2 separate regions of the Mus musculus genome follow, and region 2 is linked to region 1. Evidence: chromatin loops called from intact Hi-C (ENCODE). Cell type or tissue: heart. All regions are shown on one strand.

Evidence for each region. Hi-C counts contacts between places; a loop is a spot of excess contacts. Peaks named below come from ENCODE experiments on the same cell type or tissue, not always from the same donor. Only the 100,000 strongest peaks of a DNase experiment are listed, where the experiment ranks them.
Region 2: it touches region 1 in a loop (1.9-fold over the local background); 1 of 42 quality-filtered maps calls a loop at or near these places.

What each region holds. Positions count from the first base shown.
Region 1 is chr1:192,455,737-192,459,736 of GRCm38, reverse strand. All of the region lies in intron 10 of Kcnh1 (potassium voltage-gated channel, subfamily H (eag-related), member 1), which reads right to left. Among named protein-coding and RNA genes, the nearest start is that of Gm31011, 58 kb to the left of the region's middle. In heart, a CTCF peak has its summit at 1,749 (motif pointing left); no DNase peak of the experiment used is centred here.
Region 2 is chr1:192,519,508-192,523,507 of GRCm38, reverse strand. The region is part of intron 11 of Hhat (hedgehog acyltransferase); the gene reads left to right. It overlaps Gm31011 (a long non-coding RNA gene), which reads right to left. Exons shown (of 2, transcript XR_373898.3): 2 at 2,799-3,418. Among named protein-coding and RNA genes, the nearest start is that of Gm31011, 5.4 kb to the right of the region's middle. In heart, no CTCF peak of the experiment used is centred here; a DNase peak (open chromatin) is centred at 2,227; H3K27ac peaks cover 611 bases.

The DNA of each region.
Region 1 (4,000 bases):
GGGGTAGCTCATGGGCTCTCCGTCAGAAGCTGACTTCTGACTTAGGGACAGGAGAATAGGTGCTTCTGAGAAGGTTGGTCTGGGAGGGCCATGAAGAGAGGCTGGGTGGAGGATACAAGGAAACATCCAAATGAGGCAGCCTGGGAGGAGAGGAGGGGGTCTTAGGCATTTCCCTGTGCAAGGGCTGGCCACAAATTTTGTCTGTAGTGGTCAACAAGTCAATGGTTGCAGCAACTTCACTGATTTCTCCATTACATATCAGAAGCCACACTCAGTGCCCCTGGGTAGATTCAGTCTGGGGTTCTAGGAGGCAAAGTTGGGAGATCTTGCAATCCAAATTAAAGACGTCAAAGCCCAAATTCCCATGTGTATATTCATTACACAGCACCCAGTTCTAAAGAATTAGAAACAATTAACTCCTAAAGCAGATGAACTGGGGGGGGGGGGAGGAGTGTGGAACTGGTTACGTGAAAGAATTTCCTACAGAATCCCTAACTTGGATCCTCTTCCTCCCCCAGCCTGACCCAACTACTCTTAAACAGCATCCGGACCTCAATAGCAGTCATCTCTTCTTTGGGGTGACAATGATGTCTGATTTCATTTCTGAAGCCTTCTCCCACAATGTCTCAGAGGAGACAGTCAGGGTGACCACAGAGTACTTCCTGCCAGCCCCACACTTTATTGTAAGTCAAGTCTGTATTCCACTCCATAGTCATATGATTTGGTCCTAGTATAACTCACCCCTCCTCGTATATTTGGGACACCAGAAGGCAGCATTGCTTCAGTGGCCCAGGCTCCTTTCTTTGCCTTTCTAAGCCTCATGTCCTGACTCCTGGGTTTCCTCTGCGTATTCCTGGTGAGAAGCAAGGACAGGGGAAGGCTGGTTCCACAGTCACCTAGTACATAATCTTAGAAGTGGGCTTTTTAGATAAAGGCTCAGTATATATTGGTGCCTTTTGTGTAAACAAAGGACTATCTATTTATGTGCTGTCTGGTATTTTGGCATTTAATATTAATATTGTGTAATTGGCCGAGACAATAAACATCTATTCTTGCTTTTAGAATCTATATTTTGACCTTATTCATATCCATATTTTTTCATCCTATCACTACACCCAGTCTCGCTACTTAAAATACCTTCAACATACTGATGCTACCAAAAATCCTAAAGCCAGCTGGAATTTCCTTTTGGTTCCTGAAGCTCATCTCTCAGCCCCTATCTGTTTGCCATACTGCCCATTGTTCACCTACAAACTGGATTGTCCCAAAGTATGGATCAACCTATTAGTAGTTTCGTTATTTTGGTAGTCAGACCACAAGCCTTATGCTCACTGCTCGCATACACACAGACACACACACAGACACAGAGACACACAGACACAGACACAGACACAGACACACACACACACACACACACACACACACCCCTATTGCAGCACACGGGCAATTCTCTCATTTCTGCCAGAGCTACTGATCTAGGACAGGACAGCACCACATCAGCCCTCACCGCAGAGGTACTCCACCCAGGGTAAGAGGCAGTGTTGACACCCCTGCCCGCCCCACAACCTCTGTTGCCTCCCATGCTACTTCTACGTCCAGCTGCTGTATAAGGCACCTGCCCCAAGTAATATCTAGTATCTGCTCCAGATCCCATGACTTTCTCTCTTGCCTCCAGGAGTCCATAGATAGATAGCTGTGCAATGTCCAAAGAGATATTGCCAACTTGGCAGGCCCCAGCTGTACCACAGGCGTCCTCTGCTGGGCTGGCCCCGTGCTGTTTCGCTGACATGACCAGGCTTGTTATCACCGAGCAGAGACAAGTGGGGTCAGAGACAAGGAAGAACTGATAAATCTCATTAGCTGCCTGGCACAAGTGCCCAGTTCTAAGTAAGAATGCTTGTAGTTTTATTCTGAAATTGGCCAGAAGGCTTTAGCCAACAAGAATCTCAGGCTGAAAAACCCTGCCAGTTTGGAAGTGACCAGCAGGAAGCAGAATGGGTCAGCACCCTGGACAGCTCCCTCTGTGCCCCTAGGAGGAGGACCCTGTCATACAGACAAGAACCCAGCTCTAGGAAGCAAGACCCTTGACTCCTCAGGGGGAGAGGCCAAGTTATCCCATCTTAGACTCTGTCTTAAATGTCAGCTTCAGATACATGCAAGGAAAAAAGAAGCACACACACACACACACACACACACACACACACACACACACAGAGAACAAATCAACAAGCAGACACTTAATCCCCAGGAACTCCAGAGAGTTGGGGCTGTCAGATGGACAAAAGCTGAGGGTAGAGCTTCCTGGAAAAAAAGATGACCTACTGAGGGGATGGAGGAAGGGACTGAAGATGTTGCATACATGTTCACAAAGCCAGGGTAACAGAAAGCAGACAGGACAGACTGGCCAAGCAGCCCATGCCTACCAATACCTCTATGTCAGAAAGCGCCATCTCTGACAAGGATCCCCACCCAGCTGTCTTTACAACCCAGGAATCCACTCACTAATAAAGCTCTTTCCAAACGCACTATCTTAACTAAACAAACGGACTTTTGCCTTCTGACAGCTGTGCCTATATTTAGACTCAGAGAAAAGCTTGCTGTGGTATAAGGCTTCTATGTTCAGTCTGTGTGACTATCTGGTTTAATTGCCCTGTCTGAGGGTTTAGTTTTCTTCTTCCATGCCTAGATCCTCAGTCCTGCATGCTGCAGAAGCTGCTACCTGCAGCAGCCACTAACACCCTTCCATTACTTAGCTGCTGGGGTTTCATTTGCTGGTTACAGTGGCTGCCTCCTAGCTCCCCCTTTCCCTGATTTCAAAAAGAAAAAAATCTCAGTTCAAATTTGATGATTAAAAATATTTTTCTATTATTACAAAATATTTTCTATTATTACAAAAGCCTTTGGCAGAAACACCCAAGCTTGAGAGAGCCAGGAGGAACTCAGAGATATCAGGGAGCTAGAGGGAAGAAAAGTGTAGACATCTCTGCAACAGCTGCATGAGGGAGAATCAAAGATTCCTGGGCCAAAAGAGGTTGAGATTGGAGGCAAAGCTGTCTCAAAACAGCACTGAATGCACTCTCTCAACTCCACATAATTCCTAAGAGAGGCCCGCCTGCTGGGTCCTCTGGTCTAGATTCATGTCCTTGCTGGAATAAAACACTCTAACCTAAAGCAAAGTTGAGGGAAAAGGGTTTCATTTGATTTACACTTCTAGGTCACAGGCTATCACTGAGAGGAAGTTGGGTCAGGAGTCATGGCTCACTCTCTGGCCTGCTCTCAGCTAGCTGTTTACATAGCCTAGGACCCCAAGCCTAGGGATGTCACCACTCATAGTGGGCTAGGATCGCCTACATCAGTCATCATGAAGACACTCTCTCACAGACACGGTCATGGGCTAATCTGGGTAATTGCTCAAGACTCCTTCAGACGACTCTAGGATGTGTCAAGGTGAGAGCTAATGCTGACTTGGAGCTTCATACAAGTCAAGTCTAAAAAAGACCTGTTTCCACTGGTGCAGCCCGGGCTCATCTACTCTACCCCAGACTCTGATAAGTAGTAGCTGGGATTCTTCCAATGGCTGAAGAGGGGGAAGGTGGTGGTGGATGAACAAACTGGCTTCCAAACCTGTCACCACAGACACCAGAGACAGGAAAGTAAGGCCATCCTGAAAATCTCCTTCTCACTTCAGCTTGTGTTAACGTGGAACTTACCAACAAGGAGATGATATGATTCATTCTAATAAACTCCAGCACACTGGAAAACATAGCAGAATCCATGTACATGGTATAGAAATGTCCCCAGAGACAAGAGGAAGGCAGGAGGACCTGAACCCAAGGGCTTCTCCTCAGCAGTCCCACCCCTCAGTCCTTCTGTGTGAACAGATGGAAGACAAGGGGAGTGAGGTAGGGGAATCCCAATAGCTATGACTGACAGGCAATCCTAAGACAAATTGACCTCCTTCCCAGGAGCCTTGGCGATGGGTTTCATTGCTTCCCAGGCT
Region 2 (4,000 bases), 64 kb before region 1:
CTGGCTGCGAATGTCTCTGATCCAAGAGGAAGCATTGTGTAGTCTTGCCCTATCCCACCTTGCGTATAAATCACCTCTCTGGCCTGTGTGTCTACACTGTGTTAGTGTCACTGCCCCAGTGACCCAGTGACCCAGTGACCCTGTGACCCAGATATACATAAGCAAGTGATCACTCTCCATTGGCTAACAACAGCCTCTTGGTACACAACCCATGTCATTCCCCTCCTTCATCTTATCAGGTAAGCCTTGATCGTCTCCCACTATGACAAGGCGAAGAATGACTAGAGTATCGGGATACTAACAGAGAGCAGCCACAGTTACCAGATGTACTGCTATATGTTGTTACATTGTTTCGGTTTGCTATTGGTTGTTCATCTCTAACTGCATTTGACTTATAGTTGAACTGTGTTGTAGCCATGTGTGTAGAAGAAAGCCTGCTGCCTCAGGCATCCACTGGAAGGAATCTTGACAGGCTTGCCTGTGGGTAAGGTGGCCCTGTACAGATGCAGATGAATAGACAAGGCATCCTCAGCATGTGGCCTTTTGTGTCAGGAGGCAGCTTTCCATAGCTCATTTGCTTAAGTAGGCAATGCCCACCCTGTTGGTTGCATCACTTGATTATGAATTAACAATGAACCACAATCTTTGAGGCTGTTTGAATAGCCCAAGAGTCGGAGGGGAAACAGCTGGGAAGGCCGGTGACTGGGCAGCCTTCGGCCGCAGTGGCTGGAGTAGCAAAAAGTGCTGGGGACAGTTTCTCAGGGAGCAGACGTCTCACCCTGTTGGCCTCGGAGAGAGAAGATGTGTTTGTTGGCTCCTCCTGCTTTCCTGTCAGAATAAGGATAAGTAGCTCTGGCGTGTTCTCCTTGCTTCCTCTGTGTCAGATGAAGTCATTCGACTTTACGGTAGTGAGTGCTTTGGAAAGTGTCTGCTGCTTATGCCGGGAGCTAGGACAGGATGAGCAATCCGCAGAGGCTGGCTTCATCAGCCTGGGAAATTGACTGTGAACAAGGTGATTTATATAGGCCACTGTGGGTGCTGTTTCAAACTGGCACACAGCACCTAGCAAGAGACTCCTCCTTAAGGTGGCAGGATGCTCCCTAAGGGTCTCCCAGCTAAAGCCCCTGGTGAGCTTCAGGCCATAACAGGAGTCAAAGGATTGTGACCTTGACAGCCCTGTTAGAGGGCCATCTGAGCACCTGGAATGAGCCCTTCATCCCCACAGACAGAATTCTTCACTAATGGAGGAGCAGCTCACAGGGGCATTTACCACAGACTCTCTGTCCCCTTTGTAGTGCTGTGAAGGGCTCAGACCTAGGGTTGCTCAAGAGAATTAGTGATAATGGACATGTGCAAATGCAAGGTGCTTTTGTTTCTGTGGCCTCCCACCAATGACCTTGGGCACCTGGTCAGGGACTAGTATAGGATTTAAAGGAGGTGAAGCTAGTCTGGGAGGTGAGGCTAGGCTGGGAGGCCAGGGTGCTTGTAGCCTGTGGTCTGCCTTACCCTGAAACAAGTAGTGCACCCCAGCCCTGCAGCCAGATACACTTTGAAGCTGCTCTGCAAGCTGGGTCAGCTAGTAGTTATACTTTGGAGGAGGGATTGGCCTTCTTTGATCCTTGGTCTTCATGTGGCTAAGGGACAGGGTGCATACCTCATTGCTGAGACAGGCTGTGAGACTGGACAGAGCTGCGGACAGTTTGAGCATAAGGAATGACTATCTGTAGTCTACTGATGGACAGCTATGGCATCACCCTGAGGAGTCTCTGGAACAGTTAAGGCCCCTACACTCACAACACCCACAACCCCAGGGAACTTGTTAAAAACTCAGTCTCAGGTCTGAAACTTGTCTCCTCAGAAGCCACAGGGTGGGGCCCTGCTGTCTGCCTTTAAACAAGGTTTCCTTGGGGATGTGGATGCAGCCTCCCTTACACAAGAGCCATTTGTGTGTGTGTGTGTGTGTGTGTGTGTGTGTGTGTGTGTGTGTGTGTGTGTTGTTTTTGTTTTTCTCATGAGAGCATGGGTCTAAAACCTGGGTTCTGGCATAGCATTCTTAGAACCCTAAGGTAGGAAGAACAGGTCCCTCAGAGCTTTTATCTGTGTCCCTGCGTGTTTGGAATGGGCCCAGCAGTTCATGGGCATCGATGCCTGGACAGCTTTGTGAGTTTCATGTGCCTGTCCCTGGATCAGTAGCCAGCCCTCTGCCGGGAAAAGGCTCGTGCCCCACAACTTATTAAAGATCTAAATTTAGCCCAGGAGGGAGGAAGGGACTTGGGCTCAAGACCATTTGATGAATGGCTCGTGGGATCTGGCTGCAGCCACTGGAGTAAATAGGATTTAAATGAAGCGCCTCGCCATTTCCCGCATCGGATCTGAACATCGTTAAACACAAGTGCTGCTTGGAGCTGCACTTGCAATGAAAGCAGCCATGCAAAGAGGCATTTGAATAATTAACAGCACGATGACGGTAAACCTCTCCAGAGGTGTGCAGAGAGAGCCTAGGCAGGATACCTGTGTTTCTAGGATCCCTTAGCCAGCAAACTCAGTGGGGGTGGGGGTGGGGTGTGCTGAGGCAAACTCCAAGGAAAGAGATGCCTTCTGACCTGGGAGCTGTAAAGATGCAGTTTTACTAGTTGGTGGATGTGCCGGTCTTTAACACTGGTGTAGCCTCCCATGTCCTTGCTCAGTCAGCTCTCAGAGTTCTGCCTGGGGCTGGCCTCAGTGAGAGAGAAACTGCTCTTTGGTCCTCAAACCCATTGACACCCCCCCCCCCCCAAGACGCACCTCTTCTTGTCATCTCCTGGAATCACGTCTTTATTCAGTCTTCCTGTTGGACAAACATAACTGAGCCAACCAGTTGGCAGAGGGTGACTGGGTCAGCCCTCACGCTGACCTTAATCAACACAGGCTGGGACCTCTGTACCCCAAGCATAGGAATGTGCATTGGAAGGCAAGTCTTGTTTCCTTTGAGCCTAATGGCTTTTTCCCTTTCTCAAAATGGCTTTGAGGCTCATGGTGACATTGCTTCATGGGACTAATACAGAGGTCTATCAGCTGTAGAAACCATGAGTCCATCTGTGAGGGGCCTAGGTATTCCTCAACCCTCAGGAGAACTGTTCACCAGCAGATGGTCATTGAGCACTGGGGAGCTGGAGGGCCAGTGAACAGCAGGTGCAGGGGCCTCTGACTGGAACACTCACCTGGGTGCATGAAGAGAAGAAGCTAAGGCATTTTAATTGCAGATAACAGTGAATAATAGACTAAAAGGAGAGAAGGACTACCTGAAAGTGTGATCTTTGTAAGCTGAGCAGAGCCATCACATATGAAAGCTTCACACACATGGACAGACATGGTGCCCAGAGGCTGGACCATGTTCCTGCAGATCATGTTCACCAGGTGACCACCAGACATGGATATTCTAGAAAGAGTAAATGGTAGGATGTGGCTTTTGAAAAAGCAAGGTAGCAGCTGGACTGTTGCAGAAGTGGATAACTCAGTGAGCCTTTGGTGGGGCGATTGACAGCCCCTGCACCACCCAGCAACTCAGCTAACCCTATCCATCAGGAGTGCATTGATTTCTCCAGGGGATGCTGATTTGTGCTGACTCAGCTGCTTCAGCTTGTCCTCTGCCAAATCCATCAGCAGGGTGAAGAAAGAGCATCTGAGAGCCCCACCCCCACCCCACCCCCCATGGAGGAAGGGAGGCTCCAGGAGCCCAGAACTGTTACTGACACACTTAGAAGAACCTTCCCTGGGAGGATGCAAGACTAAAGACTCAACCTCATCTAACAACCAAATTGTGCTTTCCTGCATGCTTTGTTTGAGCCCCTGGCATTTCTGTAGCCTATGTATGGTTTGCGTCTGTGATACGTATGTCTGTGTGCGTGAGTGACCAGCCTGAGACCTGCATGTCTGATTGGTGCCTCTGAGGTTTTTTTTTTTGGTTCCAACGTTATTGCAAACAGTTAATTCATCCGTCAAGAGCATCATCCAGTGCGTA